Linked DNA regions of Mus musculus: region 2 is linked to region 1. A link is a contact called in ENCODE Hi-C or POLR2A ChIA-PET data. All regions are on one chromosome and are shown on one strand. The core of a region is the stretch at or near the end of the contact, and the rest is flanking DNA. Distances in the headings are between cores, read along the strand shown.

Region 1 (4,862 bases), core at 1,256-3,755:
CTCTCTCTCTCTCTCTCTCTCTCTCTCTCTCTCTCTCTCTCTCCCTCCCTCCCTCCCTCCCTCTCTCCCTCCCTCCCTCCCTCTCTCCCTCCCTCCCTCCCTCTCTCTCTTCCTCCCTCCCTCCCTCCCTCCCTCTCCCTCTCTCTCCCTTCCTCCCTTCCTTCCTTCCTTGCTTTCTGACCCAGGGTCTCATGTAGCTCTGGCTGGCCTTGAACTCAGCATGTAGTCAGAGAAGATTTCCTTGAATGTGTGATCCTCCTGCTTCTTCCTTCCTGGGTGCAGCGAGGATCCAGTCCTTTCTATAAAAGGCCGGTTGACCAGGCAACCAGTTCCCGACCAGCTGTGTCTCTATAACTGAGGAAAACCATGTGTGGGGAGCCAGTAATGTCAATGTAAATAAAATGGGTTAAGAGAGTTACTGGCTGCTGGTTTGGTTATTGGGAATAGGGTCCTCTTTGTGCAAGATGAAGCAGCTTGCTAACTTTCTGCTTGCTCTGGGCAGTGCACACTCAGAGGACCGTGTCGGGTAAAAGGCTTCTTGGAGCTCCTCCGATACTGGAGCAGCTCCTGTTTTGATGGTGGCTCCAGAGGTCAGTGTGGGGTAACAATGGCTATTCTGAGAGAATGCTGAGGTGTTCCACCCACAGGTAGAGATCTCACTCATGAAAACAGAGCCTCAGCTCTCTCTTCAGAACCCCTCTCCACCTTCATTTACCTGAGGAAGGCAGCATCTTCCTGATGTTTGGGGGGGCGCATCGGGGTTCAGGATTAGGATCATGACATTGCCCATATTTTAGGCACCTCCTCACACCTAATGGCTTTCCAATCACTAATAAACATCTGCAGAGAAGCCCTTAGTGACAAGTAATCCCTTATCTGGGTTTCTTTTAATAGAACCCAACAATCTCTACAGTGAACCCTTGAGTCTCCTCAGCATCAGGTGCAACAGTCAATCAAGTCACTGGAATGCAAGACAATGCAGGCGGCCGGGGGCGGGGGAGGGGGGAGGCCAGGCCTTTGGACATGCCACAGGGGAAAAACAAAAGGCTTCCAAAGTCTTTGGCAGACCTAGGAGGCTATTGTGGGAGCTGGCTGGCCAGAGTTCTTCAGGAGGGGACAGTGGAAACTTTGCTCTGATAAAAAGGCATCCCAGCCTAGGAGCCTCACCCCAAATAGTCTTGCCTTGACATTTAGAAGACAGACTCATGATGAGGTACTTGAATACACTGGCTACTCTGAGGGGAGATGACCAACAAGCATCTACCAACTCCATCCTGATTGTCTGCTCTCGTTTACTGATTGATCAGAGTGAGCGGGGGCTTGTGGGTTCCTGAAGGATGGAAGAAAAGAGTTTACATCTGCGCAGTACACAGCTGGGCAGCACACACATGCAGTGGACTGGCTGGCTGGGGGGGGGTGTTTTGTGCTCTCTCTCTCTCTCTCTCTCTCTCTCTCTCTCTCTCTCTCTCTCTCATAGGATTGAGTGGCAAAGACATCCCCCTCCTGTCTTCCTCCTCCTCTTCCCAGTTGCTTTACCTTCAAGGGTGATTTGTTTTATTAAACTGGCCGTCCCCAGTCTCTGCAGTCCATAATGAAAGCCTGACATAGCAGGCTGCCTGCCTTCTGTGTCCTGCAGACACTCATCATAAGTGTCAGGACATACCAAGGTTAGCGGTCACTGGAAGTGTGCTCGCTGGCCCAAACCTTGCCAAACGCTCTTGGCAGCTGAATGAATGTCACAGAGAATAGAGGGGGGAATTACAAAGGTTAAAAAGAAGACAGTCTCTCCTATTTTCTGGAGACAGGGAAGCTGATTTTTCACACCTCTGAAGCATCGGTCAGCTCACTCACTAGCCTCTTGTAGGGGAGGAGGGGGGACCATAACCCTGCCCTTTGCTCAGGTCCCAGTGGACAGTCCTCCATTCTTGATCCCCTTCAAAAACTGGCCCACTGGCCTCAGCTCACCAATGGAATCATCTTTACTGAAATGGATAGAAAACAAGCCAAGCATTGCCCCCTCCCGCCCCTGCAGCCCCAAGAACCCCAAGAACCACCGCCCAATGGCCGCTTCAGCCTATCACCAGGTCCCAGTCTTTGTAAGGAAGATGTTTTGGACACGTTGTCTTGTAAGCTAATCCCCAGCCCCCACCCCAAACTTCAACATGTAAACGGAAGACGCGTATAAGGTTGACAGGAGTGGCTGAGAGGGGAGAAAGGAGAGCCCCTGCTTGCGTTCTGGTGAATCCGTTCGTGTGTGGGTTTTCTTTCTTTCTCCTTCCCCACTTTTTTTTTTTTAATACTATAAAAGGGCAATAAAATGCTGACTTCGAGAAGACAATGTCAAGGAGAAAAGGGTGCTGGTATTTTGGATACTCTTCACTGCTCGCCTTGGAGAGAGTTATTCCTGTCACAGGCCTTTTGTCTGCATCTGCTGACTGGCTTGCCCATAGCCAGCAGCATACTTTAACTGTTTTGTCACCTCCTAACATCACATGCATCAGCTGTTGGGCTTTTGTTACGGGTATTGTAGAACTAATCCGCTGTGGTTGTTCTACTGTGCAGTAAATAAAACAGAAACCCGGCTTCTCAGACCGCTCTGCATGAATATTTCAGACAGCTTTTTACAACTCCGGGACTCACCAAATCAAATAAATAAATAACTCCCCCACCCCCAGCATCCCCAGACCCTCCCCATTGACTGAAACAAAACCCCTCGAACTAGCCGCAGATGCCTCTGAGTCACAGGGACTGGAGCTGGCAAACAATTGCAAGTTGAAAGAAAAGTGGTCTCAACTTCGGGGGCACCGCTGAATTCATATTTAAGAGGAGAGTTAAATACATCTGAGGCACAGGGCTGGCTAGGCATCTCGGAAAATCTGCAAAGCCTTTTGGGGGGGGCTTATATAATTATATATTTTTATATATTTTACACACACATGTAAGTATGTTTCCATATATATATATCCATATATAAAATGTTACAGTTACTCTTAATTAATCTTTGGGCCCTTTCCATAATGTGTAACCTGCACAGAGATGTGCTGAGAAAAATCAGACTCTAAAATGTTCTTCAAAACTAAACACACAGCGTGAACCCTCCATATGTATGAACACGACAGTTCACCAAGCAGAGACACCAAAGCATTTCCCAGACGACTTCTGAACGTCTTTGGAAGAGTTCAGAGGAAGAAGGGCATCTATCTCCCCAACACGGGCATGCCTGGGACACAAAGGTCCCATGAAAGAGACCAACGCTGAAGTTCTTTCCGAGCCTTTCACCCTGGTGGGCACATGACTCCTCTAAACAAACTCGCCCATCCCTGCTGTTTGTTAAGTAAATATTGATCAAGGAGAGGCCTGTCTCCTGACTGCAGTGGCGTAAGCTGGGGACCTGTACTGCTCAAGAGTGGGCTTAGATGGATGAGCTCAGATGGGGCTGTACTCTTCACAGAGACTATCAGCCATAACAGATACAGAGACCGTATGGTTGCTCCTTGCCTCTTTCTTGGTCACCCTAACTCCAGCCAGGAGCAGAATCAAGAAATCATGGACCTATGAAATATGGCCACACGATGCCACCCATGCATGCGGTTGTGCTGTGTGGACAGCCCAGACTCCCCTGCCTTTCAGAAGACTGGGAGGTTTGGATGCTATTGGTGAATTGTGGGATTCTCTCACCCTTCTCAGAGTGGACAGAAACTTCAGAGCACAGTTCTGCCTCCTGGGAAGCGTCTTCCCATGGTTAATGAGCATGCGCAGAGCCTGGTTTTGAGTCTGCTTGGGTGACATTATTGGCTGGGTCCACACATGGGAGAAAGATGCTTTGTATTTTATTTTGCTTATTTCATAACTGGGACTCAAAGTCTCACCTTCTGTAATGTCAGGGGCTGAATGGAAGTGTGTTCTTTCTTGGGAAGAGACAGTTTTGAGTCATCTTTACAGTCTGAGTATGTATTAGCCCTGAGCACCGTGATCTAAGAGTAAGGCGTCCTGTTTTGTGTGTGTGCGTGCATGTGTGTGTGAGTTTGTGTGTGTGTGTATGTGTGAGACAGAGGGAGGGTTGTGTGCATGTGTGTGTGTGTGTGTGTGTTTGTGTGTTTGTGTTTGGGGTGTGATAGAGAGAGAAAGGGCCAACTGGCATGTAAATGTGATTAGGATGTCCTGGATGCTCTCTCTACCTGTGTGCAGGCGGGGGCAGCCTCCAGAATCACACTAAAGGGAGGTTTTCACAACAACTAAAATTAGGCCTAAATCCCCCTTCCCTCCCTCTGATGCTGCAGGGGGCATTCAACTTTCAGGCCCCTTGGAGGATTCAATTACTTTAATACTTGAGTAATGCGGGGTCCCAAGAGTGAACCTATCTCCTAGCTACACATTTAGCTACTTAAACATCTGAAGAATAAATACTCTTAGGAATTTTTTTTTAAAGCAAAAATACACATGCACACATGGAGTGGGAGGGGGCTGTGTTTCCTTGGTTTAAGCAAAAGAACATATGGCATAATAGTCTCGTCTTCCCCCCACCCCCCTTTTATTTTAAAACAAAGCTACAAAAGAACAATGTTCTGTTGAGCAAAATTCAGTAGCATTCTGTAAACATTAATTTAAGAAAATCAATAGACTCAGTGAGCTAAAGCCATATTACAAGATAAACTGGCCAGAGTGCCACTTTGTCAAATAGATTTTCCTTTTCCTAGGCTGGAGAAAGACAGTTTCAAAATGGGGCAAACGTGTTGCAACCAAGGTTTGAAAAGTATGTGGCCTTCAAACCGTCTGTCTGCTCCTACAAAGCTGGACAAACAGACTTTCAAAATGATAAGACGGGTTTAGAATAGACTTGGTGTTCAAATTTTACACAGAGT
Region 2 (4,862 bases), core at 795-3,294, 42 kb after region 1:
GGCTCTGGGCTGCCAAGAACAGCGTTTCGCGCTCCAACCAGCAACCTTGGGCTACTTAAGACTGTCTCTCAGCCCCTCCTTCGGCTTCTGCTCTGAGCCGCCAGGAAGACTCAACTTCCCAAGAAGCTAGGCAGGGGTGGGAGAGTCTGAGTGTGGCTCGCTGCTCTCCCCCGGCCCCCATCGCTCTCTGCATAGGCGCTCAGTTTAGCAGGACTAACCGGCTGGCGCAGCAAAGGCAACGACAACTTGCTCAGCTGGACTTTGGGTGAGGTCTACCGCCCCCCTCCCCGTCTCTTCCCCTTGTCTGTTCAGGCAAGATAGCAGCTCTCCCCCTTCCTCCCGCCCTCCTCGTCCTTCTTCTCAGCAACAATCACTCTCACCTCTCCACTCTGCTGGGCTCTTCTCCTCCCTCCCCAGTCCTAGGAACTGGGGCAGCAGAGTAGCGGCACTCAGCGAGGCCAGGGCGCAGCTGCCCACCACCCAAGCGTGCCAGTAATGGCTGGGAGCTTCTTCTCGTCTATGGGCGGCCCAAGCACAACCCGACCCCGGGCCGGCCCTCTTCGGTGCGGCGTCCAGGTCGCCCCACTAGCGACCCCTGAGGCTCTCGGGCAAACTCCCCCTACTCAGTGCTTCCCAGCGCGGCGCAAGCAGACTGGGTGGACTGGCACCGCGCTCGCTCCTCCGTACCGGACCGTCCCCCAACTCGTCTCTCCTCTGTTGCAGAGCTGGGTGCAAGCTCCCGGCGCTGAGCACACAGAGGAAAGTCACCGGGCGCCCCCTCCTCCCCGCCCTCTTCCCCACGGCCGGCCCTCTGCCCCGGGTTAAAAAAGGAGAAGTGAAAGGTATGCAAACAGCAAGCAAATAGGGAAAGCCGGGAAGAAAGGCAGCTAGAATAAACAAGACAAAGGGAGAAGGACTCGGGGACAGGCCCTGGAGTTTCAACTCCCGGAGAAGAAAAAGAAGAAGCTGGGAAGATTGCAAGAAAAAAAAAATCTAGAAGAACAACAACCAAAAGGGACTCATCCCCCTCGCGGCCCCCTCCCCTGAAAAGAGTGCAAGAAAAATAAAGAAATAAAAATAATACAAAATAAAAGAAAGCCAGAGCCTCAGCGCATCCCAGACACAGTACACAAAAGGTGACAAGATCAGCGACAAGTCCAGCAACACCAGCCTCCCCCCATCGCCACCATCATCCCAGTCACCGGCAGGCGCGAGAAAGAAATAAAAGCCAAGCAGGTCACTTACTCTTCGTTTACTGGGAGGAGCGGAGCTCGGAGTTCCACTGAGCCTCCTGCTTAGAAAACTGTTTTTAGAGGCTATTTGATCACGATTCATGTAAATAACACCATTTTCCCCCTTGGAAAAAGAATGTTTACACGGGTGTGAGTAACGGGAGGCTCTTCTCTCTCTTTCCCATTCAAGAACGAGCCAGTGCGAGCGATTCTGGAAAAGGGGAGGGGACAGCAACCGGGTGAAGATACTTACGCGGTGCGGGCAGCAGCGGGGCGCAGCCACTCTCTCTCTTTCTCTCTCTCTTTCTTTTCACTCTCTCTCTCTCTCCCCCTCTCTTCTTCTCTTGCGGGCAGAGAAGAAACCCACGCGCGCACGCGGTGATGTCTTACTGGTGATAATTGGCCCAGGGGTCGGTGAGTCTGTGCGGGAGCGAGTGATCTGGGCGAGTGCTGAGAGGCGAGGGGAGAAAGGAGGGAGGGGAGGGGAGAGGCGCGCAGGGCAGAGCCGGGAGCCCGGGGAAAGAAGGGGAGAGAGAGCGGAGAAGGCGGCGAGGGCTGGAGCGCGGAGCGGTGGCCCGAGGAGCAGCGGGCACGGCGGAGAGGCTTGTGTGCGCCGCGCGGCTTCCCCGGCTGCAGTGGCCGTCGCTTTCCCAGCGCTCTCTCAGCTGAGGGCTCCGCTCCACAACAAGATTTACTTTAAGACACAGCTGAAGGAAACAGGAAGACTGCACGTCACAGTCCCACTGACGTACCCGGTCCCAGCACCCAATCGCGAGGCGCCTTCGGATTCAAGGGGGGATAGCGAGGCAAGAGAACTTGTGAGGAAAAAAATATACATATATATAAAAGGGGTGGGGGTGAGGGGCTGGGGAGAGAGGAGGAGAGGGGGGCCCAGCGCTCCCCCGCCCGGGCCACCAGCCCCGGCCCCCACCCCGCCCTGCCACTGCTTGGGGCGCCTGGATCGCCGCGCCCCGGCCGCCGCGAGCCATCTGCGGGCGTTGTGCACCGCGGCGCCCGGCTCACACTTGCTCTTCCAGGACGCAGGTCTTTTTTTTTTTTTTTTTTTTTTTTCCATTTCACTGACACAGATGATGGAGTTCTCCCAGCGGCCGGGAGCACTCCCCAGACTGGGATGGAGGAAGGCTCGGAAAAGTATACAGGATAAAAAAAAGTGGATATTTTAAGGGTCGGGGTGGCATAAAGGGCGGAATGTTGTGGGGGGGGGGCACAACTCGTTCTGCTTTGGAAATGATCATAGATAGTATCAATAGGACCAGTCACCCTAGTTTCCTTTTAAAGAGGATGAGCAAACACAGGTAGGCTTAGGTTTTAAAAAATAAATAAGTGCCAGAGATTTCACACTGGGGCCGCTAAGTCTGATATTAAAAACCTCTACCCGCACTGGCTGAGTCCCAGTCAATCAGACCTCAGAATTTATAGGAATTCGCCCCCGATTACCTTTAAAAGTATTATTTCAATTGTAGGCATAGTGACCACATATGCTATAAACATCGTTTCTGGCCACCCTTCTCCAGTTCGCACATCCCTACATGGCCAAAGAAACTAGTTCGATATAGGATTCACATGATTTCGAAGTCTGAATGACAAACTTAAAAGTTTATTGGGCAAGACATCTCAGACTCTAATACTTAAAGCCACATAAAACACACGTTGGTTTGACATCTTGGGTGAAAATTAGCAGCAAGGTTTCTTCAGATAACGTGGCTCTTAAAGAGGGCCTTGGCTTTCCTTGACAAATGCTGAAGAGCCTCCAGCCTCAGCTTGAATGGTCCTCTCCCTGGGCACAGTTAACAGCAGCGCTTACTAAAGAGGCAGTGTGGACATAAACACTCCATAAACCCCGAGCCTCAAGAGCTGAGAAGCACTTTAAATGTTCATACCTAGGAGATTAGAGACTTTTACAAAAGGTGCTGTGGGGACAAGAATTTTTTCTGAGTCCCTCCAATTCAATCAGATCAAAGGTTGAAACGTGTTGTGACAGGGTATTTATAAGATGCGAGTACACCAGCAGACCCGCCGCCATCGTCTGCCGCGCACACTCTAGGACCTTCTCCGATTTATCAGAATGGGAGAGGATATTAATCCCCTGTGAGTCGAACAACGGTGTCAGTGTGTATGTCTGAAGTGTGTGCCCTGTGGGAAACTTTTGGCAGGCACGGAATTCAAATATTGAAAAGGACAGGGGGGGGGAGGGAGAGAGAGAGAGAGAGAGAGAGAGAGAGAGAGAGAGAGAGAGAGAGAGAGAGAGGTAGGTGGGTGTGCAGGAAAAAAAGCTCACCTAAGCACACCTATCCGTCTTCCCACCTCCTTGACTGCCTGAAGACTTTCCCGAGCTCAAGTCGGGAAACAGCATTGCCCAGCGCTTGCTCAGTACACTACCCGCACCTCCAATGATGGACTCCTGTCGTAAATCGGGGCCAGGGAGTGAAATTACCCACTCACGTGCCCGTTAGATGGGGGTGAAATATGGGTTGGACACCTTTGAGGTAAACGGATGTACTGAAAAGGGTGGAATTTGGGATTCGAGAATTTTTTCGACCCTTTATTTTTTCTCTTGAAGAATCTGTTTGCGCTTGTAAGTTAGCGTCAGTTCGACGGCTAAAAGGGAGGATACAGAGGAAGGAAGAAAGGAGGTTGGAGGGGGAGAAAAGAGGCAAGGGTGGACGGAGAGATTCCACTCTGTTGTAGTTTGTTGTAGTTGCACTTAGCGTTCGGACGCACGCTTTGCACATGACACGATTGGGATCTGGCGGCGGGAAAAGTTTCCTGCGTGCCCTCAAATAAGTCATTTATCAATCTCGCAGAGGGACAAAATAGGCCTGACATAAAGCTGGGGTAACCACCAGACAGACAAGCAAACTCCCCACCGACAGCCTGCGCCTCTGAGGCTCAGCTGCAGCAGTTCGCAGCCCGCAGTAGGGCACAGGAGCTGCGCGTGGAAAGCCGAGCGCTGGCCATGCTGGGCGTGTGAGCTGGGGTGGCGACCTGGGGTTCTGAAAGGTTTAGCCGAGCCCTGTCTTGCCCCCTAACTGTCCAGGCCACGCGTGAGCCAAGCTCCCGGCGTGCTGTCTGGCCAGGGCTTAAGCGGAGCTCCCCTGGGTTCCAAGCCGCACTAGAGCAGTCGCGGTCGTGAGGCCCAGGGCCCCTATCTCTGCCGACTCGCGGTTTGTTTTCTGATAGAGAAAAAGCTATCAGTCAGCCTGGAGACCAGAGGTGTCCTAAATACCGGCTACATCTGCGAAGTCAGGGGCCAAGCTCCTTGCAAACCATTCTTTTGCCCATCCTGGCCAGCACCATCCTAGACACTTAAAGTGAGCACAAGTTCTGATTCGTCTTGGGATGAGCCGCGCTCTTGCAGGTTGTACTAGTGGCTTATCTGAAGAGTGATTAAAGTGTTGTTAGCGAAAAGCAGTTGTGCATCCGGGCTGAACACACTTTGCCTTGACTTTTTCCTCCTGTTTCTTCTTAAAAACCCTTAGGGGCCAGGAAGGGAAAGCATTGCTTTATAGGTCATCTGAAACCTTACAAACAGCAGGCACCAGTGCCTAAAAGATGTTGGGGGCGGGGGGGGGGGGGGTCAAGCGGATCCAATGAAGAGGCAAACCGAGA

What was found. A loop is a pair of places that touch in the nucleus more often than their neighbours do. ChIA-PET counts read pairs that join two places held with the same protein, here RNA polymerase II (POLR2A).
Region 2: a map of heart shows a loop between it and region 1 (3-fold over the local background). The contact joins the promoter of Prox1 here to the enhancer-like site in region 1. A Hi-C loop is called at or near these places in 6 of 37 maps with a recorded cell type or tissue (adrenal gland and heart). POLR2A ChIA-PET finds 5 or more read pairs at or near these places in 2 of 5 experiments (Patski and embryonic stem cell).

Annotation. Positions count from the first base shown.
Region 1 is chr1:190,126,391-190,131,252 of GRCm38, forward strand. All of the region lies in intron 4 of Prox1 (prospero homeobox 1), which reads right to left. Among named protein-coding and RNA genes, the nearest start is that of Prox1os, 41 kb to the right of the region's middle. Within about 2 kb of position 2,506, at least 1 of the 3 ENCODE cell types and tissues checked has a DNase peak (open chromatin) inside an H3K27ac peak, as active enhancers do; it is heart, where a contact is called at or near this core.
Region 2 is chr1:190,168,783-190,173,644 of GRCm38, forward strand. Prox1 (prospero homeobox 1) reads right to left here and starts at 2,045. Exons shown (of 5, transcript NM_008937.3): 1 at 1,486-2,045. Prox1os (prospero homeobox 1, opposite strand) reads left to right here and starts at 1,514. Exons shown (of 2, transcript NR_151620.1): 1 at 1,514-1,646.